Regions from separate parts of the Homo sapiens genome. Here all the other regions are linked to region 3. A link is an interaction called in ENCODE POLR2A ChIA-PET data of the cell type or tissue named here. Cell type or tissue: MCF 10A. All regions are shown on one strand. Region 1 overlaps DDX59-AS1 (DDX59 antisense RNA 1). Region 2 overlaps CAMSAP2 (calmodulin regulated spectrin associated protein family member 2). Region 3 holds the start of CAMSAP2 (calmodulin regulated spectrin associated protein family member 2). Region 4 has its middle 19 kb from the start of KIF14. Region 5 overlaps CAMSAP2 (calmodulin regulated spectrin associated protein family member 2).

Region 1 (5,000 bases), 54 kb after region 3:
CCCTACGTTTAATATTTTGAGGAACTGCTAAATTATTCTCCAAAATGGCTGTACCACTTTACAGTCCCATCATCAATGTATAAAGGTTCCAATTTCTCCACATCCTGACAACCCTTTATATTGTCTGCCAACTATATATATATTGCTATCCTAGTAAGTGTGAAGTGCTATCTCATTGTGGTTTTGATTTGCATTTCTCTAATTACCAATGATGTTAAGCATCTTTTCATGTATTGGTTATCTGCATATTTTCTATGGAAAAGGGTCTATTCAGATCCTCTGTCCTTTTAAAAATTTGTTTTTTTTTTAAAGTATTAAGACTTCATTATAAATTCTGGTTACAAGTCTCTTATCAGATATATATTAATTACAAATCATTTATTCCATTCTATGAATTGTCTTTTATTTTCATGATAGTATCACTTGCAGCACAAAAGTTTTTAACTTGATGAAGTCTACTTTATCTATTTTTTTCTTTTGTCTCTTACGCTTTTGGTGCTGTATCTTAGAAGGTTTTGTCTGACTCAAGGTCATGAAAATTGTGCCTGTATTTTCTTCTACAGATTTTCTAACTTTAGCTCTGACATTAGAGATTAGAGTCTGATCCATTTGATTTAATTTTTGGTAAGTGTGAGGCTGGGGTTAAACTTAATTCTTTTTTTTTTTTTTTGAGACGGAGTTTTGCTCTTGTTGCCCAGGCTGGAGTGCAATGGCGTGATCTGGGCTCACAGCAACCTCCGCCTGCTGGGTTCAAGCGATTCTCCTGCCTCAGCCTCCTGAGTAGCTGGGATTACAGGCATGCGCCCCCACGCCTGGCTAATTTTGTACTTTTAATAGAGATGGGGTTTCTCCATGTTGGTCAGGCTGGTCTCAAACTCCCGACCTCAGGTGATGTGCCCACTTCGGCCTCCTAAAGTGCTGGGATTACAGGCGTGAGCCACCATGCCCAGCAAACTTAATTCTTTTATACATGGATATCCAGTCATCCCAGCAACATTTATTGAAAAGATTATTCTTTACCCTCATTGAATTGGCTAGACGCCCTTGTTAAAAATCAATTGACCATAAGTGAAAGGGTTTACTTCTGGACTTTCAATTCTATTTTTCTGACCTATATGTCTATGCTTGTGCAACTATTAATATTTGCTATGAATTCATCTTTTTTCATATAAATTTTTTCACATTTATTTTTTCAAAACCATTGAGTCATACCAAGCATGCAGTTTTTAACTTTTTTTCTCTTAATAGGCCATTAATATCCTCTGTCATTAAATATTCAACCTAATTTTTTTTTTGTTGAGACAGAGTCTTGCTCTATTGCCCAGGCTGGAGTGCAGTGGCACGATCTCAGCTCACTGCAAGCTCTGCCTCCCGGGTTCACACCATTCTCCTGCCTTAGCCTCCTGAGTAGCTGGGATTACAGACACCAGCCACCACGCCCGGCTAACTTCTTGTAGTTTTAGTAGAGACGGGGTTTCACCATGTTAGCCAGGATGGTCTCAATCTCCTGACCTCATGATCCGCCTGCTTTGGCCTCCCAAAGTGCTGGGATTACAGGCGTGAGCCACCGTGCCCGGCCTATTCAACCTAATTTTTAACGGTTGCATTATATTCCATTGTACAGATGCATAAAAATTAGTTAAACTAATCTCTTACTCAATACTTAAGAGATTGTTTTCAGAATAACATTATCTTTAACATAATAAACATCCCCAAAATATAGCTCTATTTGTATCAGTAATTACACCATAAGAAAAAAAACCTAGAAAGAAAAATTGCTAAGTACAAATATTTTTAAGCACTTGATTAAAAAATACTGCTATTGTATTAATTGACTAGCAATGTACAGGAGCGTGAGTTTCTTTATATGCTTACTAAAGCTGGATATTATCATTTAAAAATCTTGACAAATTTTGAATTCACATTTTATCAATGATTTGTAAGAAGGATATCTCAAACTTAGAAGTTTTTGATAGATTAAGTCAAATACCCAACTTTCCCCATATTTTAAAGATCTCAAATTATGTATATACATGTATACATACGTGTGTGTGTACACACACACACACACACACACACATTTTAGTTTCTTGTAGAGATGAGGTTTCACTATGTTGCCCAGGCTGATCTTGAACTCCTAGGCTCAAGGGATCCTCCTGCATCAGCCTCCCAAAATGCTGGGATTATAGGCATGAGCCACGACACTCAAACAAAAATCTCAAATTTTAATGTTATTTTTATTTTCTATATGTAGTACTGCCTTATTTTGCCTCACAGAGTAAATTGCCATTGAAAGAAAACACTTTGAAGAAAGTGACCTAATGAAGCAATCAATAAGATATAGATTTACAGAGACAGGGTGACTACTCCAGCAAGGCCTCACACGGTTACTTTACATCGATGTGGTCACCAAAGTGAAGTTAGCTATGTAAGTTCTGAAAGTAAATTTGATCAGTGATTCAGAGAGTTGATTGGTCTCTGATGAAAGGACTCACGGTAACCAACTCACCGAAGACTGATATTTAAAGTGGAATGCCTTCTTACTCATTTCTTGTGAGGCACCTCACTGACACAGACCAGATTGCTCAAAATGTTTGCTCAGGGCATGTTTTCTCTTGCATGAGACCTGGCACATAGAAAATACTCAATAAAAGCCAGGCACAGTGGCTCAGGCTTATAATGCCAACACTTTGGGAGGCTAAGGCAGGAGGACTGCTTGAAGCCAGAAGTTCGAGACCAGCCTGGGCAGCAAAGTGAGACCTCTGTCTCTACAAAATTAAAAATTAAAAAAAAAATTAGCCAGCCATGATGGCTTGTGCCTGTAGTCCCTGTAGTCTCAGGTACCTAGGAGGCTGAGGCAAGAGGACTGCTGGAGCCCAGGAGTTCAAGGCTACAGTGAGCTATGATTGTGCCACTGCACTACAGACTAGGCAACAGAGTGAGACCTCGTCTCATAAAAAAAAAAAAAAAAGAAAGAAAGTACTCAATAAATATCAGCCATTATCATTATCGTTATTATCATTAATATTATAGTGCAATTGACTGAGATTTTGCTCATCTCCCCTTTATAGGGAACCCACTCTGATCTTTGAGGTGGCTCTGGACCTTTTGGAGTCATGCTCACTTTGAGAGTCTAATGAATTCTGTGGATACTTCCAGCAGATAAAAAAGCCCATATGTACATATGGAGAATGGGCTAAGAACTGTGCTCTTATGTCCACTATGGCCCTACTCAAATGCTCAGACTTGAGCAGTCCTGAGTTAAGAGTAAAATGCATGTGCAGTTCACAATCAGGCAACCACACTAGAACACTGGGCTGGGACAAACTCTCTTGGCTTTTTTCTTTCATTTTGCTTTGTGCCTTTCTTCTTTTTTTTCTTGGAAATATCCTCCCCTCAGAAAGCCAAAAAATGTGAAGCCCAGGCCTGCCTTGATTGAAGACATAAATAGTCCTCACCCCACCTGACTCATTGCTCTCCTTTTCATTTCTCCCTCTCTCTCTTTTTAAATTTTAAAGTGATTTTTTAAATTTTAAAGTGATTTCACTATTCATGTGGATATTCCATCTGACATCTTGGCCTCTCAGTTCCTCAGCCTTTTTGGCATCTGATAATCTAATCCTCCATGCCCCCTCAGATGACCATGGCATTCTTTTTCTCATGACAATCACTGCACACTTCTGACACTGTAACTTCCAGAGTCCCATTCTCTGACCAGCATCCCCCATCCTTCTGGATTCTCAAGAACTCCTGCTTCAGCAATTCTTCAACTTCATGAAGAACTCTCATTCTTAGACTCTATCATTTTCTCAACTATAATCAGCTATCCATGTCCTCACGTCTTTTTCTTTAGCTAGCCTAAAAGCCACAGCTCATGTTTATAATGACTCCCTTGCAAACACCCTTAAAACCTTTGCCCTTCTCTCCCTGAGCTTACCCTGTTGTATTCAATTAGGAAAGCCTGAAACTCTGCTTATACCCAACAATCTGCTCACTCTGGGCCTGCATGAGAGCAGCCAAATAGTGCTCAGCTGATCTTATTCACCATATCCATTAGTTTTCTTTAAATTCATGGCCCAAAATCTCAGTTGGGTGCTTAGCATACTTGACAATCCTACTATATTTCTTGAAATGTTCTCTTTCCCACTCTTCAAAAAGACTAGTTCACATCTTCCGTCTTTTCAAAGCTTCTAAATGATACCACCTCCCCACAACCCCAGCTGTAGCCCCACTCTTACCCACAGCTTTAACAAAAAATGAATAAATCAAAGCAGACAGCCAGGAGCGGTGGCTCACACCAATAATCCCAACACTTTGGGAGGCTGAGGTGGTTGAATCACTTGAGGTCAGGAGTTTGAGTCCAGCCTGGCCAACATGGTGAAACCCCATCTTTACAAAAATATAAAAAATTAGCCAGATGTGGTGGCACGTGCCTGTAATTCCAGCTACTCAGGAGGCTGAGGCAGGAGAATCGCTTGAGTCTGGGAGGCGGAGGTTGCAGTGAGCTGAGATTGCACCACTGCACTTCAGTCTGGGCAACAGAGCGAGACTCCATCTCAAAAAAAAAAAAAAAATCAAAGCAGAAAAGGACCACTCAAACTACAGTGTGCTTTTGTATGTACCCATTTTGAGTTACCTCCTAGTTCCATGGATCAAGTGTCCTTGCATTTCAAAGGCCAGCCCTTCTGTTTGTGTTCTGCAGCCCATGCAAATCTTGCATCTTCAAGGACTTTGCTCTGGAAATTATTCCCTCTCTCACCTGTATAATCAATTTCTCCCTTTCCCATGGTTTATTTCCACCAGCAAACAATACGCCATAATAGCTCCTATCTTAAGAGAGAAAAAACATATCTTGACCACATATCTCTCTCCAGCCCCAGGCAAGTTTCTCTGCTCCCCTTCATAACAAAACTTCTTGAGTTGGCCATAATCGCTGATTAGCTTTTTACCCCACATTTTCTCCTCAGTCCATTTCCCCTGAGATTCCTCTTGTCCAAGTC
Region 2 (5,000 bases), 65 kb before region 3:
TTCTGTTTGCATTAATTTCTAAATTATCTAAAGTACGGCATCAGCACTGGTATTTTTAAACAGCTTCCCCAGGTGATGCTAATGAGCAGCCAGGGTTGAGAACCACTGATTTCTCTGACATGTGCACAGTCACCTGCATATGACTCTATTTCTCTAGATAGACAGTTGTAGGATATTATCTCAGTTATCTTCCTATTCCCTACATCTAACGTGGTATCTGGCAACTAGCAGGGGCTAAAGAAAGGAAAGGAAAGAAAGAAGCTAGCCTTTTGGTTACTATAAAGACTCAAGAGCTGGGTTACTCTGGAGGTTGAGGAAGTGAATTCTGATCGTTTAGGAGGTGGCAGTTCCAGCTTCTAGAAAACTGAGCAGTATTTATAGGAAAGCTGACGCTTTGTAAGAAGCAGAATGCTTAACACTGGCAATCATAAAACCAACAGTGGCTCCTACTTACTAAGTCTAACTTATGTGCCATATACTGTGCTAAATACTTTATTAGTATATTAACTCTTTCATTTCAAATATTTTTTGAAATAAGCCTGGAGACAATAGATAAAAAACACTTTCTATAATCCTCAAAAGTCTCTAAAGGAAGTATCATTTATGTTTTATATGTGCAGAAACTGAAGTTTAGACAATTATGCAATTTGTCCAAACCTGTGTGCTCTTTCTACCATATCATGCAGTTGGCAGGAGTTAAGTCATTTTGTTGCAAAGCAAAAAAATATGTTTCAGAAATGACAAACATAATATGCAAGAAAGAAAAAGTAGGATCAATAATTATTTCAAATTAAAACCGCATTTTCATATTCAATCTCCTCTAAGAAGTATTTTCCACACTGCTACTGTCCAACTATCCCAGTTCTTCCTTCACACTCAGAATATTGCAGCCTTTCTCTTAGTCATTCATCTGTATGTATCCTCTCCGTTATACTCCATCCCTGGAGAGCAGGGATCCTGTCTTTTTCACTTTTGTTCCTAGACAATGTTTTATGGGTGAAAGTAAATTCCTGTTTAACAGCATTAAAAAGCATGGCATTTTTGGATTAAAATGTGGGAAAATATTTCAAGAGCCACAAAATCATTCATGTACTCTTAAGACTCCTCTTGGCAGTTTGTTCTATAAACACATGAGAGAGGATAAAAACGCTGTATAAATAAAAAATAACCATTATAATATTATACAACAGAAAGAAAACAATATCCAACCAAAATGAGTAATTTATGATATATTAAACTATTTAAAAATAAGGGAAATGTGTACAATATAAAATTGAGTGGAAAAAACAGAATACCACACTATAATACTGTTTTATATATATACATAAAAATATGAAAAAGGAAGGAAACAGACAAGAAACAAGAAAAACAGAACATCTGGCCAGGCGCGGTGGCTCACGCTTGTAATCCCAGCACTTTGGGAGGCCGAGGTGGGCAGATCACAAGGTCAGGAGATCGAGACCATCCTGGCTAACACGGTGAAACCCTGTCTCTACTAAAAATACAAAAAATTAGCCAGGCGTGGTGGCGGACACCTGTAGTCTCAGCTACTCAGGAGGCTGAGGCAGGAGAATGGCATGAACCCGGGAGGTGGAGGTTGCAGTGAGCCGAGGTCGCACCACTGCACTCCAGCCTGGGCAACAGAGCAAGACTCTGTCTCAAAGAAAAAAAAAAAGAAAAACAGAACATCATACCATAATAATGTTTGAATACCACAGACACACACGCACACACAACAGAAAGGGAAAATGAATGAATAAAAGTAAAACTTAGAAATTACCTTGTTATAGTATGTAAAAACACAAATAAAATCTATAGTTTACTTCGAAAATTGGGATACATTTTCAGAACAAAGCTCATTTCACTGATTAACTTCCCAAATTAAAAAACAAATTTCTAAAAATTCCACTACTGTGCTGTGGTTATTTCCATATGATATTCACTCACTTTAAGAACTCTTACATTTTAGTGTGATTTTTTTTTTTTACTTCTTAACTTTACAATATGATAGTGATAATTAAAAATTATGTATAACAGAAAGTATATACACAATGGATTTAGAAAAGATCAACATTAAAAAATAAACTCAAGGCTAAAATCAATCAGTTTGGAGCTATGATAGCTCCAAATAAAATATACACGTTTAATTGCTTACCTAAAGCATTCAGATCAGAATAATAACAATAACTAACACTGTTAAGTGTCACATACTGTTTTTGGCATTTTACTGTTTTCTGTCATGTACTGTTTTCAGTATGTAATGTTCTCAGCATTTGTATTAATTTAATGAAACAACCCTGTGAGGGTAAGCACTATTACTCTACCTATTTTACAGATAAGAAAACTGTATAACCTGTCCAAGGTTACACAGCAAGGAGGCAGTGATGTAGGGATTCAAACTTAGAAATCTGCCTCCAGAGCCCACAACACTGAACATCACACCTGCAGACTTAAATCCCAACCTCTGCACCTTGTAGGAGGCAACTGCGGCAGCAACAGAAACAGCAGTGTACATTGCAACCACCAGGTGGCAGAGCATAGCATGACATCTAAGAGCAGCAGCAGGAAGGCTGGTTATGGAAGAAAAAGCAGGAGGGCTACTTGGCATTTCAATGAAAAGAAAAGGATTTGGGGAATGTGGAATCCCAGGGACTTTACTGGGTGAGAGCTGAAGTATCATCCAAAGGCCACCATTAGGTTCTATATCTGTGTTACAAGGGTTATATTTTTATCATCTCCAACCAGTGGAGTCTAAGCAAAAATAAATTACATTTATGTATTAGAAATGAAGGTTAAACCTATTAAAGAAAGGAAAGGGTTTCAGTGTTATAAGAAATTTTTAGCCTCATAAATTAAGATAAAAGATCTACTACTGCATGGCTTTTACTATTCTTGTATCAGATTTAGACATAGAACTTAAAAAAAAATCCTAAAATGAACTTAGTTTTTGGACTAATAAAGTGGCTAGACTGCCTACTATGCCCAAGTACGCCCACAGGTATTTAAGAGGAAATAAATACTTTAATCAATCACAAACATGAGGTACTAGTTATTCTGCTAAAATGGTACATACTGCATATTCATATTAAACTCTATAGTTTTTCAAAGTTATTCCAACTTAGAAAATATTTTACATATCATTTATCTATATAAACACTTTTTCATAAGTTTCATTTATCTTTAATTTACATGGAGATAAAAGTAAAACACCACTTGCAACTCCGCTGAGATGATATGTCATTTTATCAATGAGGAAATCTCAGGATGAGTATCTACATTTGGTCACAGAGTTAGTAAGAGTTAGAACTAGGATTCAAAATCCTGGTCTGTCTATGGTCAAAGCTCGTATACTTGCCATTCCTCCATGTTGGCCCCAGTATTTCACAATAAATCTTTTGTTATTATGTAATAATACTTTGCCATTGAATTACTATTTCTAAACTTCTGATATTGACAATTCAAGAATAAACTAAAACCAAGGCTTCCAATCCAAAGACATTCTTATATAGAACTATCTTGGTTTAAAACAGAATTTAGTTAAAATAAAATCCAGTTTTAAACCAAGACAGTTGTACTATAAGGCTGCAGAGATAAAAATCTTGCTATTGCCACCATAGTATTACTACTGTCCTCAACTCAGTTAAACTAGGGGTTACTAGCTGCCAACACATCAAGCACTGTCCTCCTGCCTCTCAAAGCTCAAATGTGGTTCCCAGAACAAATAAATAAATAAGGTACTAAGACGAGTTAAAGAGATTATGAAAAAGAAAACAAGGATACCACCTACACTTAAGAGTTCATCTTAGATACTGCCATCTGACTCTAGCTTTTAGCTTATAGGTAACTCATCTAAATATAATTTAGATGGTGTAAGCTTTAATAACCTTCAGATAATTTAGAAAGGATATCAGAGATTGAAAATCAACTTAATAAAATAAAGCATGAAGGCAAGATTAGAGAAAAAACAACGAAAAGGAACAAACAAAGCCTCCAAGAAATATGGGACTATGTGAAAAGACCAAACCTACGTTTGATCGGTACACCTGAAAGTGATGGGGAGAATGGAACCAAGTTGGAAAACACTCTTCAGGATATTTTCCAGGAGAACTTCCTAACCTAGGAAGACAGGCCAATATTCAAATTCACGAAATACAGAGACCACCACAAAGATACTCCTCGAGAAGTGCAACCCCAAGACACATAATCATCAGATTCACCCAAAAGGTCAGGTTACCCACAAAGGGAAGCCCATCAGATTAACAGCGGATCTCTACGTGGAAACCCTACAAGCCAGAAGAGAGTGGGGGCCAATATTCAACATTCTATTTTTTTTTTTTTCTTTGAGATGGAGTCTTGCTCTGTCTCCAGGCTGGAGTGCAGTGGCGCGATCTCAGCTCACCGCAACCTCCACCTCCTGGGTTCAAGAGATTCTCCTGCCTCAGCCTCCCAAGTAGCTGGGACTATAGGCACACACCACCATGCCCAGCTAATTTTTGTATTTTTAGTAGAGAAGGGGTTTCACAATGTTGGCCAGGATGGTCTCAATCTCTCGACCCTGTGATCCGCCCGTCTTGGCCTCCCAAAGTGCTGCAATTACAGGTGTGAGCCACTGCGTCAGGCCTCAACCTTCTTAAAGAAAAGAATTTTCATCCCAGAATTTCATATCCAGTCAAACTAAGCTTCATAAGCGAAGGAGAAATAAAATCCTTTACAGACAACCAAATACTGAGAGATTTTTGTCACCACCAGGCCTGCCTTACAAGAGCTCCTGAAGGAAGCACTAAATGTGGATAGGAAAAACCAGTACCAGCCACTGCAAAAACATACCAAATTGTAAAGACCATCGACACTATGAAGAAACTGCATCAACTAACAGGCAAAATAACCAGCTAGCATCATAATGACAGGATAAAATTCACACATAACAATATTAACCTTAAATGTAAATGGGCTAAATGCCCCAGTTAAAAGACAAAGATTGACAAATTGGATAGAGTCAA
Region 3 (5,000 bases):
ATGAAAAGCAGCTCTCTAATTTTTTTAACATTTCACAACATGGGCTCCTAAAGCAACACTAAAGAATCATAACGGGAGGCCCTTTTCCTGTTATTTTGCAAAGACTGGGTTATGGAGGGAGTGTTTAACTGCTACTGTACTATACAATTTCTGTGTCAACAGCACACGCCTTCGAAAAACTCATCTATTAAAAAACTTCCCAAAGTAGGGAGTTTTTGTTTCTTTTAATTTATGAAGCCAAAATACATTTGGAAAAAAGAATATGCCTCACTGATAATATGAAATGAAAACTGCACCCTACAGTCAGCAAACTGAACGCTGGTTTTAAATAACTGATTTAATAAGAACTTAACATGCGTGCAGAAGGCTGATACAGCCTTAAAGAATGACAACAAAAATTAATACTGCACTCGACACAGGCCACCTTACATCCAACGGAGCCTGAATAGCAGCCATCATTACAAATGTCAAAATCAATATAGTACTATGCACCATCCACCTTCTTGCAATAATAAAGAAACCAACTCAGATTTCTTGGTGGTGTAATCACAATTATGACTGAGGCAGAAATGTACGCAACACAATGAAGAAAATACCACAAATCAAAACCACTCTATGTAAAAACATAAAATTGCTCACTGGGGGATGGGGGGGACATTTTGCCATCCAATAAAAGGAATCTGGCCAAATCCCACCTGACCATTCACGTGCCCTTCATTGAAGACCAAACCTGCTTTCCTTATTTCTCCTTTCTTTCTCTTCCTAGCCTCCCATCATCTCCCTTAACCTGTACGAGAAGACAGGCACGGGGAGGGAGGGATTCGAGAATCGGGAACAAAAACCGAGATGTGGACCACATCAGGAGGAAGAGGGGAGGGAAAGGGTGACACCACTAACCTGTCCCAAAGGCTTTGGCCACCAGCCAGGCCAGATTGCAGGCGATTTTGGCCCTGGAGAAATCATAGTGGTCAAAAGGCTTGATGGCTGGAACAATGAACGTCTTTCTCATCTCCCTGGGGTCTGCAGCATCCCCCATCTTTCACCGCGGCTCCTCGGGATGTCCCGGCCCTAACCTTCACATGGCGTGGCCTCGCCACCACGGGGGTCGGGAGGGAGGGAGAAGCAAGCTCAAACCATCGGGGCCCGGGCGATGTCCGCCCGGGCGCCGACGGAGGAGAAGCTCAGCTGTCCGCGCCGCGCGCCTGCCGCCTCCCGCGGGAGCCGCCGCCGCCGCCGCCGCCGCTCCCGGGCATAGGAATGTGGCGGCGCCGTCTCCGTCCGTCCGTCCGCGCGAGGTCCGCCCCGTGCCCGCGCCCCTCCGAGCCACCCGCCCCGCGAGCCCGCGTGTGAGCGAGGCCGCCTCCCCTTTGTCTCGGTTTAGTCACACGGGCTTGGGGGAGGGTGGAGGCTGGAAGGGCCCGGAATTTTAAGGGAGGGGGGATGGGGGGAGCCTTCAACAATCACGTTGTGGAAAATGTCCCCGCCATCGCGATGCCCGCACGCCCTCGCCTCCCTCTCCCCTTCCCTCGGAGCGGGGAGACCCCTCAGGCCCCGGGTGGGCGGAGGGACGAGCAGGACGAGGGGGAAGCGCGGGGCGAGCTGGCCCACCCAGCGCAGCCCGGCCCCTGCCCGCCGGAGACGCAGCAGCGGAAAACGTCAAAATCACTGCGGCTCACAGGCCGCCGCCGGCCCGTCCCCTCCTCTGTGCTCCCTCCCGTCGCCGTCTCCTCCTTCCCCTGCCGCCGTCGCCGCTGCCGTCTCCCGGGTCTTCCTCCCTTGCTGACGGCGAAGGTGGTGGCCGGGGAGAGGCCGCGAATCCCAAGCTCTCAGTTCCTGTCTTATCAGTAATGTCCTTGTAATTTTTTCCTGCCCCCCTTTCTGCAGCTCGCTGGATCGTTCCCCCTCAGCCGCCGCCGCCGCCGCTGCGGTTTTCCGGCTGCGGCACTGGATGAAGGAGCAGATGCGGAGACTGAGCATGCGCCTTCGCGCGGCTCCGACCCACCCCCCCCAACCCCCGCCCCCGCCCCCGCCCCCTCCCCGCTTCCCTCCCGTCTCCGGCCCACTGAGCATGCCCAGCCTCGCTCCCCGCCCGCGCCCGGGATTCGGGGCGGCTGCCTTTTAATCATCGCTCTGGAGTACTCGCTTCAGTGGACATCCTCCACGTCCCTGGCTTTTGGCTGCTGCTGCCTGCACTGCTGAGAGAGGAAAAGGAAGGGAGGGAGGAGGGAGAGGCCTGGCAATAGCTTTCGTATTCTACTTACACAGTGCTTCATCGAAAAGAGTTGATATTTACTTAAAATGTTCATTATGTGACACACACTTTGCAGCGAACTTGACCTGCACTATCTCATTTAGCCCTCGCAATAATCCTGAGAGGTAGATGTCATTGCTGATTGTCCACGAAAGAGAGGTGGAGTTGATTAGGTCATACATGGAACTTAACCAGGATTGAGGATCTGTGGGGGCTCCAAACCTGTGTTAATTTCATGATATCGAGATATTTTCTTAACTCAGTGCTCTCCACTTAAATTTTATCTCTGAGAGGGCACACGTCCAACAATGCCTCCCCATTCTCTCAGAAAAGAGCATAAATTCTTTCACAAAACAAGCTAATGCCCTTTGTGATCTGGCATCTACAGGCCTTTATAGCTTCATTTTGTCAGAACTGCTCTCTATTTTCTTCAATGAGCATGCCTTCTCAGATCTCTACCTCCTTGCTCAGGGTGGTTCCTCTGTCCACCCAGCTTACTCCTACTGCACCTTCAAACTCCACAGTAGTCACTTCCTCCATGAAGCCTTCCCTGACAGCTGCTGACAACTTTCCAGTCAGGGCTGTCACACAGGTGCCTCCCCTGTTGTTCCCGGAGCACCCTGTTCTTATTTCTGTCGTAGCATCTGTCACATCGTGTGGCAATAATCAGTTACTTGTCGGTTTTTCCCATTGATGACATGATGACAGGGTATATCTCCAGCAGCTATACGGTGCCCAGCCCCATAGTATAATTGCTCAATTAATGGACTACATGTGAATATTATCAAAGTTAACACATACTGAGCTTACTTAAATCACTAGCTCCTCACGTCTCATTTTAATACATTATCTAATTTTATTTTTAAGTGATTGTTGTTGTTATTATTATTATTATTGAGACGGAGTCTTGTTAAGTCGCCCAGGCTGGAGAGTGGTGGCAAGATCTCAGCTCAGTGCAATCTCCACCTTTAGGGCTCAAGCGATTCTCCTGCCTCAGCCTCCTGAGTAGCTGGGACTACAGGCGCGCACCACCACGCCCAGCTGATTTTTTGTGTATTTAGTAGAGATGGGGTTTCACCATGTTGACCAGGCTGCTCTCGAACTCCTGACCTCAGGTGATCCGCCAACCTCAGCCTTCCAAAGCGCTGGGATTACAGATGTGAGCCACTGCGCCCAGCCTATTATTATTATTTTTTGAGACAGGGTCTTGCTTTGTTGCCCTGGCTGGAATACAATGGCAAAATCACAGCTCACTGCAGTCTCAACCTCCCAGGCTCAAGCAATCCTCCCATCTCAGACTCCCATATAGCTGGGATTACAGGCACACATCACCACACCCAGCTAATTTTGTTTATTTTTTGTAGAGATGAGGTCTCCCTATGTTGCCCAGGCTAGTCTCAAACTCCTGGACTCAAGGGATCCTCCCACCTCAGCCTCCCAAAGCGCTAGCATTATCTAATTTTAATCATTATAAAATCCTGTATTATCTTCATTATACAGATGAGAAAACTAAGGCTCAGAAAAAAAAATTAATTACTCTTATTCTGCACAACTAGTAAAGGCAGAGGGCAGCTCCATCAAAAAGCAGGTCCCTTTGTTTCTGTTTAATCCCTGTAAACACTCCTCCTTAAACCTAGTAGGACACAACAGATGAGGCTTGCTAACAATGTGGGATATGAAAAGAATTTGAAAATAATAATATGCCAGAGGGTGGTTGATGTAATTTTTCCAATAATTTAATTAATATTAATAGGGTTTTTCTCATGGGCAAGGAAGGCCCTTTGCTGTATCACATGGAGGTTAATAAAATTAACAGATAGATAACAACTCACAAAGCATGTTCATATGATAACTAATTTCCATATCTATTTTATGAAGTAGGAATTATTATTGTCTTCCAATTCTAGATGCAGGACTGAGAATTGCAAAGATTAAGTGGCATGGCCAAGATTTCATGGTTGATTCATATCTGAGTCTGGCTTCAAATTCAAGCACAGGTCTTCTGGCTCCACTCCTCTGGCACTTTTCCCTGTGCCTGCTCTCTTTCCGCATTATGGAGGCTAACATGTACATAAATAAATTTATAATACAATGTAAAAGTGATAAGTGCTGTAAGAGATATAAAGTGCAGTCAGGGGCCAAGCACAATGGCTCATGCCTGTAATCCCAGCATTTTGGGAGGCTGAGGCAGGTGGATCACTTGCGGTCAGGAGTTCAAGACCAGCCTGGGAAACATAGCAAAAACCTGTCTCTACTAAAAGTACAAAAATTAGCCAGGCCTGGTGGCACACACCTGTAATCCCAGCTACTCATGAGGCCAAGGCACGAGAATTGCTTGAGCCCAGGAGACAGAGATTGCAGTGAGCAGAGATCGCACCACTGTACTCCAGCCTGGGCAACATAGCAAGATTCTGTCTCAAAAAAAAAAAAAAAAAAAAAAAAAAAAAAGGCCGGGTGCGGTGGCTTATGCCTGAAATCCCAGCACTTTGGGAGGCTGAAGGAAGGTGGATCACAAGGTCAGGAGTTCGAGATCAGCCGTGCCAAGATGGTGAAACCCCATCTCTACTAAAAATACAAAAATTAGCTGGGCGTGGTGATGTGCGCAAGTAGTCCCAGATGCTTGAGAGGCTGAGGCAGGAGAATTGCTTGAACCTGGGAGGCGGAGGTTGCAGTGAGCTAAGATCATGCTACTACACTCCAGCCTGGGCAACAGAGCGAGAATCCATCTCAAAAAAAAAACAAAAACAAA
Region 4 (5,000 bases), 98 kb after region 3:
TACTGGTTCTTCCTGCCTCTCTGAATCTTGACTTCTGCTTCTCATTCCTTAAGATCTTTCCTTTGGCAACTTCCTTGTCTCACATGTCTGCTCTTCTGTTGTCTGGGGTGCAGCAATGCAGTGGTTTCCTCAATTATGTATTTTAGAGACCAGAACATTAGACTTTTAAAAAAATTTGGTCCCAGTGTTGCCAGTATTTTTTTCCCAATTAAAGATCTTCTTTTTAAAAAGCTACCACCTATCATTAGTTCATGAAAGAAAAAACATGTAGTACTAAACAAGAGAGAAGGACTTACTCTCTGAATAAGAGACCATCCTTCCCCAGAAAGGACACTAATGTACTATATTATAAAATTTTAAATAATAGATTTTTGTGAGAATTACCATACAGTTTAAATTTTTAATTAGCTAAAAAAACTAATAATCACATACACTCTCAGACATTTGTTTTACAGTAACTATATTATAAAAATACTGAATTGGTTGCTTTATTGCCAGATTGAAGCAAACATCTTTTATATGGCAAACACCTTAAGGGGTGGCTTTTAGATTCTAGAATATTCAGTGCCACTTTATAAGATACTTTTAATGCCATTCTATTAGTATTTCTAATACCAAGCACATTTTTATTTTATTTATTTTTTTATTATTATTTTGAGATGGAGTCTCACTCTGCTGTCCAGGCTGGAGTGCAGCAGCGTTATCTTGGCTCACTGCAACCTCCACCTCCCAGGTTCAAGTGATTCTCCTGCCTCAGCCTCCTGAGTAGCTGGGACTACAGCTGTACACCACCACGCCCAGCTAATTTTTGTATTTTTAGTAGAGACTGGGTTTCACCATGTTGGCCAGGATGGTCTCCATCTCTTGACCTAGTGATCCACCCACCTCGACCTCCCAAAGTGCTGGGATTACAGGCCTGAGCCACCACACACAGCCTAATTTTTGTATTTTTAGTAGAAATGAGGTTTCACCATGTTGGCCAGGCTGGTCTCAAACTCTGGACCTCAGGTGATCCGCCCACCTTGGCCTCCCATGGTGCTGGGATTACAGGCGTGAGCCACCACACCCAGCCTAATTTTTGTATTTTTAGTAGAGACAAGGTTTCACCATGTTGGTCAGGCTGGTCTCAAACTCCAGGCCTCAGGTGATCTGCCCATCTTGGCCTCCCAAAGTGCTGGGAGCCACCACGCCCAGGCCCAAGCACGTTTTTTAAATCACCTTTTTATTCAACAAGTCAAAGTGGGTTCTTTTTTTTTTTTTTAGTTTTTTTGGTTTCATAACATCTTTACAAAGATCATTGCCACATATTTAAACTGTGACTCACTGATTAATTTAATAAATCTAAGCTGGATCCACGACCTGTCATATTTTCCAGTAAAACTACACTATTTTCTTCTGGCAGCTGAATATTATTTGGGTTGTGCCCTTCTCTGGAATTAATATCAACGCATCTCTTATTGCCTTGTTATACAGTCTACTCACCACAATCAATATGAAGTTTACTCCATAAACAGAGGTATGGTACAAGAGGTAACGTGTCATCCAAGGTGACTTTCCTGGCAGCCACCAGTAAACTGACTCCGGACAGATAGGACTCTTTTGTTGCCGCCAAGGCATACTTACAATGACCTCAGAGGCTCTAGGGCCACAGTGTGAAAACCAACCAATGGATAATTAAGTAAACACAGTTCTCTTGTTCTACTGTTAGTGTGAGAACCTATTTTATATTTTATAATGTGTTGCACGTGTGATGATATAGGACAAAATTACAAATAAAGCATAAGACGAGTGTTTATTTTTGTAATGTTTACAAATAGTAACTTACAAATAAATTTTAGCTTTGAAAAATTTGCACATCAGCTTTACTTTCCTCATTTCATCGCAGAAAGAAGACCCCTTGGCAAAGCTGTTTGCAAATAACTGGATTCCGTTTACAGCTCTACCAGTTTTGTTTTTTTAATAGGGCAAATTAATTACTTCTCTAATCTTTAGCTTTGCTCAACTGTAAAATGAGAAAGTTTGCTTTAAGGTTCTCTGAGGTTTTCCCCAAATCTATATTTTCTGTGCTTCATACTTTTAAATCCCTATCTCCATGTCTAGAATTTGCTTCAGAATAATACAAGGTGAGGACTGTGGATGAAGTTTGGCCAAGAGTTTATCATTATTAAAGTCAGGTGATAGGCCATGAAAGTTCATTACTATTTGATTTACATTTGATGTATTTGAAATATTACATGATAAAAACATATATACACATACAATCTCCAATCCCATCCTTTTGCTTGTGCCCTGGCTCCTTTCTATCTAGCTAGCTAGCTAGCTAGCTATAGTTGAAGATATATATCTTCAACTTTTCACTGAACTTTTTGCCTCAAAATCGGCATTTCCAAAGCCAAATTTATCATCTTCCCTACAGAAAGCCTAGTTCCTCCTTTCTGACTTCCCTATTGCCTATGGTGCTACCACGCCCCCAGTCCTGCTCAGTCAAAGCCCTGCTGTCATCACTGACTCATTTCTCTTCCTAATCTCCATATCTGCTTAGTCACGAAGTCCTATCTGTATTTTTTCAAAATGTCCACATTTTCATGCTGGTACTGAAGCCCAAGACTTCATCACTTCAAAATATTAGCCCTTTCCCCTCAATATTCCTCTAATCCACAGGAATCCACAGGAGGAGAATATTTTCCAAGTAAAATATCACTACAGTAAGTACTCACTTCATGTCGTTGATAAATTCTTGGAAACTGTGACTTTAAGTGAAACGACACATAGCAAAACCAATTCTACCACAGGTTAATTGATATAAACAAGAGTGAAGTTCCCATGGCATATTCCTGGTCACAAAAATATCACCGAACTTTTAAATACAGACCAAAGCACTTCTGATAGTAAACATTGAAAGCTCGATGGCCGGGCGCGGTGGCTCACGCCTGTAATCACAGCACTTTGGGAGGCTGAGGTGGGCAGATCACGAGGTGAAGAGATCGAGACCACCCTGGCTAACACAGTGAAACCCCGTCTCTACTAAAAATACAAAAAATTAACCGGGCGTGGTGGCGGGCGCCTGTAGTCCCAGCTACTCGGGAGGCTGAGGCAGGAGAATGTCGTGAACCCGGGAGGCAGAGGTTGCAGTGAGTCGAGATCACGCCACTGCACTCCAGCCTGGGCGACAGAGCAAGACTACAAGAAAACACACAAACAAAACATTGAAAGTTCTGGCCGGGCGTGGTGGCTCATGCCTGTAATCCCAGCACTTTGGGAGGCCAAGGCGGGCGGATCACCTGAGGTCGAGAGTTTGAGACCAGCCTGACCAACATGGAGAAACCCCATCTGTACTAAAAAATACAAAAATTAGCCAGGCGTGGTGGCACAGGCCTGTAATCCCAGCTACTCAGAGGCTGAGGCGGGAGAATCGCTTGAACCTGGGAAGCGGAGGATGCTGTGAGCCGAAATCGTGCCATTGCACTCCAGCCTGAGCAACGAGAGCGAAACTCTGTCTCAAAAAATAAAACAAAACAAAAAAACATTGAAAGCTCATCCCAGCAGCCCAGGGGGCCAGGTGGGAACCCACCCTGGACAGACTACCATCCCTTTGCAGGGAGCACTCACACCCACAGTCCACTCCCACGCAGGGAGCACTCACCCACACTCCACTCACATGCAGGGAGCATTCACTCACCCGCACTCCACTCCTATGCAGGGAGCACCCACTCACCCACACTCACATTGGGACCATGTAGACATGCCAATGACCTTACGTGCACACCTTTGGGATGTGGGAGGAAACCACAGCACCCAAAGATAACCCATGCCGACATAGGGAGAACATACGAACTCCACACAGACAGTGGCCCCAGCCGGGAATCCATGTTTTTCTCATCAACATTATAACGCGGCCAGGCATGGTGGCACAAGCCTATAATCCCAGCACTTTGGGAGGCCGAGGTGGACAGATCGCTTGAGCCCAGGAGTTTGAGAACAGCCTGGGCAACATAGTGAGACCCTCTTCTCTACAAAAAAAAAAAAATGCAAAAATTAGCCAGCCCTGGTGGCATGTGCCTATGGTCCTAGCTACTCGCCTGAGCCTGGGGAGGCCGAGGTTTCAGTGAGCTGTGATCATGCTGCTTCTCTCCAGCCTGGGTAACAGTGAGAATCTGTTTAAAAAACAAAACATTATAACGAAATGGCATTGAGCAAAATGATGTTATTCGAGGACCTGCTGTCCTTCTCTGATGTTTCCTTACTCAGAAACCTTCAACTGCTCCCGGCTAACAGCCTCATCAAATCTGAGTTCTTCTGGCTGGTGTTCGAATCCCTCCTTCTCAGTGCATTTTACAACTCTTCCCTGTGCTCCCCAGGTGGCAGCATCTGCCATGGCTTTCTCCGCCCAATACCATCACTGAAGGATTGGATAGTTCACCAGAACTTCCGTGAACACATTCACAGTACAGATAATTAACTACTGGCGATCAGGGACTGATATGTCTCTGACAAGTTCTCAAAAATCCAACATATCTAAAGGAAAGCAAAGAGTCTGCTAAGAGAAGGGCGATTTTAACTAGGGAGGGACTGTTTTTAACTTTTTTTTTTCTATTTGGAATCCTGTGATATTTACATTGGAATTACAGAGAATTTTAAGGGCTGGGAGTCAGGAGATAATAGTAAAATGAATCCTGAAGCCAGGGCAGCATTTTAGAACTGACAAAGCTGCTATGGCATAAGAGTTAGGCAACCGAGTGCATTCAATTAAATGTAGTGCTTCACAGAAAGGACATTAGGGCATTTATAAACAAGTGTCATGATTTTTGTTTTTGTTTTTGTTTTTTTTTTGAGACTGAGTCTCTCTCTGTCTCCCAGGCTGGAGTGCAATGGCATGATCTTCACTCACTGCAACCTCTGCCTCCCGGGTTGAAGCGATTCTCCTGCCTCAGCCTACCAAGTAGCTGGAATTACAGGTGGGTGCCACCACACTCAGCTAATTTTTGTATTTTTAGTAGAGA
Region 5 (5,000 bases), 55 kb before region 3:
GGAATGGCATACTAGTAGTCAAACCAATATAGTAAACAAAGGAAACAGTTTAGAGCAGTCGTTCCAAATATGGATGATCATCAAAAAGATCATAAATTCCCTGGCATCAAACCTTAGAGGCTGACTCATTAGATCTCTAGAGAGAAGCCCAAGAACAGCATACTATCAGGAATCTTGCTTTCACAGTCCCTCACAGCTACAAGTGATTAACCTTTCTACAGGACATTGCCAATCACATCACTCTACAGTCAAAAGCCTTCAGTGACTTCCCAGGGCCTACCCAACAAGTCCAGGATTATTTAAATAATATTAAAATTCTTCAAGATCTTAAAATAATCACTCTTTTCAGGTCTTCTAATACTTCCCCACATAAATCCTATAGTCTAGCAGCATAGGTTAGCAAAGACCATTTAAGCAGAGTACCTAGGTTTAATCCCAACTCTGCCACTTACTAACTAGGTGATCTTTGGCAAATTCCTTAACTTCTCTGTGCTTCAATACCTCAACTATAAAATGGAGTGACAATAATAGTACAAGGCATTTCATGCTGTAAAAATAACATGGTTTATGTCAAGAATAGGGTTAGGATGAATCACTCAAAAGTCACACAACTTTATAACCAGGAGGCAATGAGGACTGCCCAGGCAGACTCATCAACATGGCTGGAGGTTGCCATACTGAAAAATGCACAAAACTACAATGTGGAAATGCAGATGGGACTCTAATTAGAGCATGGATGGTGAGTGCTGCTGGTGAATCCAGATAGACATGGATCTCAGCCAGCAGAGCCAGATTAAGGCAGGCACAGGAGGCAATACAACTTGACCCTAGCCAAGAACTGCATTGTGCTGGGAATGCGTACCTCTGGGAAGGGGCCCTGGGGCAGATGCTCATTTTAAGATTCAAATATGGAAGAATCCTATGGAGATATCAGTAAGAACTCATGATTACATATTTCTCCTGGCATTGTCATGAGTTAAGGGCCTAGCAGTAACACTAAAACAGCAGCAATAAATACATCTATCCCCAGATCATGGTTTCTAAATAACATTCCCCATTAATATAAACCCAAGGCTTCACAGAAAACAGCTGGTTCCAGGTCAGAGATAGGGAAAGAAGAAAGTGAGTCTGGAATATTTGGTTATGTCATATTTGGTTATGCCAAACCCGCTGATTTGCAGGGTCTATTGTACTTACTGAAAAAACTGTGTATAAAGTGGGTCTGCTCAGTTCAAACTCATGTTGTTCAAGGGTCAACTGTATGGCAAAATGTTTATCTTATCTTAGTTTTTAAACTTTTGGCAAAATTAAGAATAGAAGAAAATATAATTTAGAAGCAAACAAAGCTTGTATTTTTTCCACAGAAATCAGTAAGCACATCTTATACATGCATCATTATATATGTCATAGCTAAGTCAGCTAAGGTCTGAAGATGAATTTACAGATCTCAATATTCTTGTCCCAGAAAACTATGTTTACAAGTAAGCTTTGGGTAATATCTGGAGTAAAAAGGAGCTGTTACTACATCCACAGAATAAGTTGTTTCTGCTTACCTTTTTAATTCCTAGGTTAATTGTGGGCAGCTTTCCTCCCAAGCCTTACCTTATAAAGAATGCACTTCAAAATGTTTGTTTGTTTAATACACACGTCATCAGGTGGTTATAAGAAAGTCTACAACCTTAATGTAGTGCTAATTAAACAACGTTTGTGAGTCCAGTTGCTACAATTAGTTACAGAAACTGAAGAGGGATCAATAAGCCAAAAAGAAATAAAAGATGAAAATAAAAAAAAAAGCCTTAAGAATAAAATGCCTTCAAGTGGGTTTTCAAAGCAAATATAAGCCACTTTAATTATACCATAAATATGCAGAGCAACAGGATACAAGTGTTTTAAGCTCAGAATACTGTCCTACCATCAGTAATATCCAAACAAGGCAGCTTTCTCTGCAGCAACCCTTCCAAAATCAAATCCACTCTTAAGAAATTTTATGATCTAAAGTGAAAAATAATTGTATTTCTTTTAGTTGTTACTATTTTGTTTTCCCATATATAAGTAAACATTTTTCCTAGTAACTCAGTTATACATGTTATTTAAATTAACATATATACTAATATCCATTAAAAAAACACCCTAGAAATAGAAGTAGGTCAATAAAAACCAACGATGATTGCTAACGTTTACTGATCTTTCTTACTATAGGTCAAGCACCACATTAGATACTTCACAGCCACTATTGTATTTAATCCTCACACCTATTTATAAGGCAGACAATATTATCATTGCTTACTATAGATGAGGAAAACTGAAGCTCAGAGAGTTTTAGAAATGTTATAAAGTCAAACTGCTGATCATTGTTGGGGTCTGTCCACTACAGAGATAATGTACTCGATCACTCCATACTTTCTCACTACCAGTGAGAAATGACACTGAAACCATTTCTGCTCCACATGGTAGCATTTTCTTTTCATCTTAAAAATTCATTCCTCATACATCTTTTTATTAAACTTTTTATTTTGAGCTCATTGTAAGTTCAAACACAACTGTGAGAAAGAACACAGAAACATCCCATTTACCATAGACCCAGTTTCCCCCAATGGTAACACCTTGCAAAACCATAGTACAATATCACAACCAGGATACTGATATGGATATAATTAAGCCACAAAACACTACAACACAGGATCCTTCATGTTGCCCTTTCCCAGTCACATCTACTTCTCTCCAACCCCTGGCAATCACTAATCTGTTCTCCATTTCTATAATTTTGTCATTTCAAGAATGTTTATATAAATGGGATTTATACAGTATGTAACTTTTTGGGATTGTCTTCTCCCCCACCCCTACTGCCCGAGACGGAGTCTCTTGCTTTGTCATCCAGGCTGGAGCGCAGTGGTGCCATCTCGGCTCACTGCAACCTCCTCCTCCCGGGTTCAAGCAATTTTCCTGCCTCAGCCTCCCGAGTAGCTGGGATTACAGGTGCCTTCCACCACAACCAGCTAATTTTTATATTTTTAGTAGAGACAGGGTTTCACCATGTTGGCCAGGCTGGTCTCAAACTCCCGATCTCAAACTCTCAAAGTGCTGGGATTACAGGCTTGAGCCACTGCGCCCGGCTGGGATTGGCTTTTTTAAACTTAGCATGTCTATGCATATTCATACAAGCTGTTATATGTATCAATAGTTCATTTCTTTTTATTGCTGAGTAGTATTCCGGTAAACTACTTAAGACAACAATTATTTCAGATTATGAAATATAAACACTTTTGTAAATGTAAATACATCAGCTTGACTTACACATTGAACATTCAACAAAACTATCTCATTAATGTTTTTAGGATTACCTCAAATATATTAAATGGAAGTACTAATCTTACTATTATGGGTGGCCTAATTTTCCCAATTTAACCTACCTTTCTTAGGAATGTTTAAAGTTCTAAGGAAATTAAAGTTCATATTCTTAAAAAGAAGAACTCAGGTCATATGGCATAGTTAAATAAAAAAATTATTTTGGGTAAGTATTTTTTTTTTTGGAGACAGGGTCTTGCTTTGTCACTCAGGGTGGAGTGCAGTGGCGTGTTCTTGGCTCACTGCAACCTCTGCCTCCTGGGTTCAAGCGATTCTTCTGCCTCAGCCTCCTGAGTAACTGAGATTACAGGCGCGTGCCACCACATCCAGCTAATTTTTGTATTTTTAGTGGAGACAGGGCTTCACCATATTGGCCTTACTATTTATTTAATTTTTAACATATCTAACTAGCTCGCACAAAAAGTAAATCTCTAAGAGGGTCTTAAAGGAAAAGAATAACAATCACAGGTGCTAACTGCAACAGAATACATCTTTGAAAGGGACCACAGGAATAAGACTGTAAATATAACAGATTTTCCTGTTCTCAACTTCCAGTGATATTTCAAGCTATCCAACTAAAGCATAAAAAGAAAAAAGGCCTTAAAAAAATGAACAAAGCCTCAGAGCCTCATCGGTGACCTGTGTGTGGGACAATAGCAAGCAGTTATACAAATGGAGTCTAAAAAACATGGTGGGGGATAATATTCAGAGAAATAATGGCTGAAATTTTTCCAATTTTGATGAAAACTATAAACTCAAGGATATGAGTAGCTTTAAAAATCCCCAACGGGGTAAATACAAAGAAAAATCCATTAAGGCACACCATAACCAAATTCCGAAAAAAAAAGAAAGAAATCTTAAAAGCAGCTGAAGAAAATCAAATTACACATTACATACAGAGGAAATCTGATAAGAATAACATCTGACTTCTCTCAGAAACAATGCAAGCCATAAGACACAGAATGCATCTTACTCAGCAAAAATAACCTACAAAAATGGAGGTAAAGGCCGGATGCAGTGGCTCACGCCTGTAATCCCAGAACTTTGGGAGGCCGAGGCAGGTGGATCACCTGAGGTCAGGGATTCGAGACCAGCCTGACCAACATGGTGAAACCCCATCCCTACTAAAAATACAAAAATTAGCCAGGCATGGTGGCATGTGCCTGTAATCCCAGCTATTTGGGAGGCTGAGGCTGGAGAATCACTTGAACCTGAGAGGCGGAGGTTACAGTGAGCCAAGATGGCACCATTGCACTCCAGCCTGGGCAACAAGAGCAAAACTCCGTCTCAAAAAAAAAAGGAGGTAAAATAAAGATAACTTTTCTCAATGTTTATTGATCTAAAGATGTCACTAGCAAATGTGCACTACAAAAAAATGTAAAAGAAAGAAGACTTTAGTTTCTGGTCTGCATGTAAAAACCTTAGCAGTCACTCTGTTCTAACAACAAGCACAAAGCTGAACAGAATGAAGTATCAACAATTCTAGGTAGATCTGAAAGAAAGGTGAGAACACAAGGCAAACCACCAGCCCAAAGGATGGAGAGACAGACAGGCAAAGGGAAGTCACAGATTACCAGAGCAAAGACTCACAAACAGAAACAGCCAAGGGAACCAGTGCTGGAGAAGGAAAACTAAACTGTAACTGATGAATTGTT

The links. Peaks named below come from ENCODE experiments on the same cell type or tissue, not always from the same donor. Only the 100,000 strongest peaks of a DNase experiment are listed, where the experiment ranks them.
Region 1: POLR2A ChIA-PET joins it to region 3 with 11 read pairs; 27 of 35 experiments call an interaction of 5 or more read pairs at or near these places.
Region 2: POLR2A ChIA-PET joins it to region 3 with 11 read pairs; 2 of 35 experiments call an interaction of 5 or more read pairs at or near these places.
Region 4: POLR2A ChIA-PET joins it to region 3 with 28 read pairs; 7 of 35 experiments call an interaction of 5 or more read pairs at or near these places.
Region 5: POLR2A ChIA-PET joins it to region 3 with 11 read pairs; 4 of 35 experiments call an interaction of 5 or more read pairs at or near these places.

The regions. Positions count from the first base shown.
Region 1 is chr1:200,681,707-200,686,706 of GRCh38, reverse strand. The region is part of intron 1 of DDX59-AS1 (DDX59 antisense RNA 1); the gene reads right to left. Among named protein-coding and RNA genes, the nearest start is that of DDX59, 14 kb to the right of the region's middle. In MCF 10A, no CTCF peak of the experiment used is centred here; a DNase peak (open chromatin) is centred at 2,566.
Region 2 is chr1:200,800,605-200,805,604 of GRCh38, reverse strand. All of the region lies in intron 2 of CAMSAP2 (calmodulin regulated spectrin associated protein family member 2), which reads right to left. Among named protein-coding and RNA genes, the nearest start is that of CAMSAP2, 64 kb to the right of the region's middle. In MCF 10A, a CTCF peak has its summit at 2,529 (motif pointing right); a DNase peak (open chromatin) is centred at 2,544.
Region 3 is chr1:200,735,864-200,740,863 of GRCh38, reverse strand. CAMSAP2 (calmodulin regulated spectrin associated protein family member 2) reads right to left here and starts at 1,971. Exons shown (of 17, transcript NM_203459.4): 1 at 898-1,971. The coding sequence starts at 1,036. RefSeq lists silencers at 1,162-1,231, 1,262-1,621 and an enhancer at 2,262-2,341. In MCF 10A, no CTCF peak of the experiment used is centred here; DNase peaks (open chromatin) are centred at 743, 1,403 and 2,033.
Region 4 is chr1:200,637,659-200,642,658 of GRCh38, reverse strand. It overlaps a transcript of DDX59 not described here. Among named protein-coding and RNA genes, the nearest start is that of KIF14, 19 kb to the right of the region's middle. RefSeq lists enhancers at 1,979-3,178, 3,154-3,869. In MCF 10A, no CTCF peak of the experiment used is centred here; DNase peaks (open chromatin) are centred at 1,588 and 2,478.
Region 5 is chr1:200,790,496-200,795,495 of GRCh38, reverse strand. All of the region lies in intron 2 of CAMSAP2 (calmodulin regulated spectrin associated protein family member 2), which reads right to left. Among named protein-coding and RNA genes, the nearest start is that of CAMSAP2, 54 kb to the right of the region's middle. In MCF 10A, no CTCF peak of the experiment used is centred here; no DNase peak of the experiment used is centred here.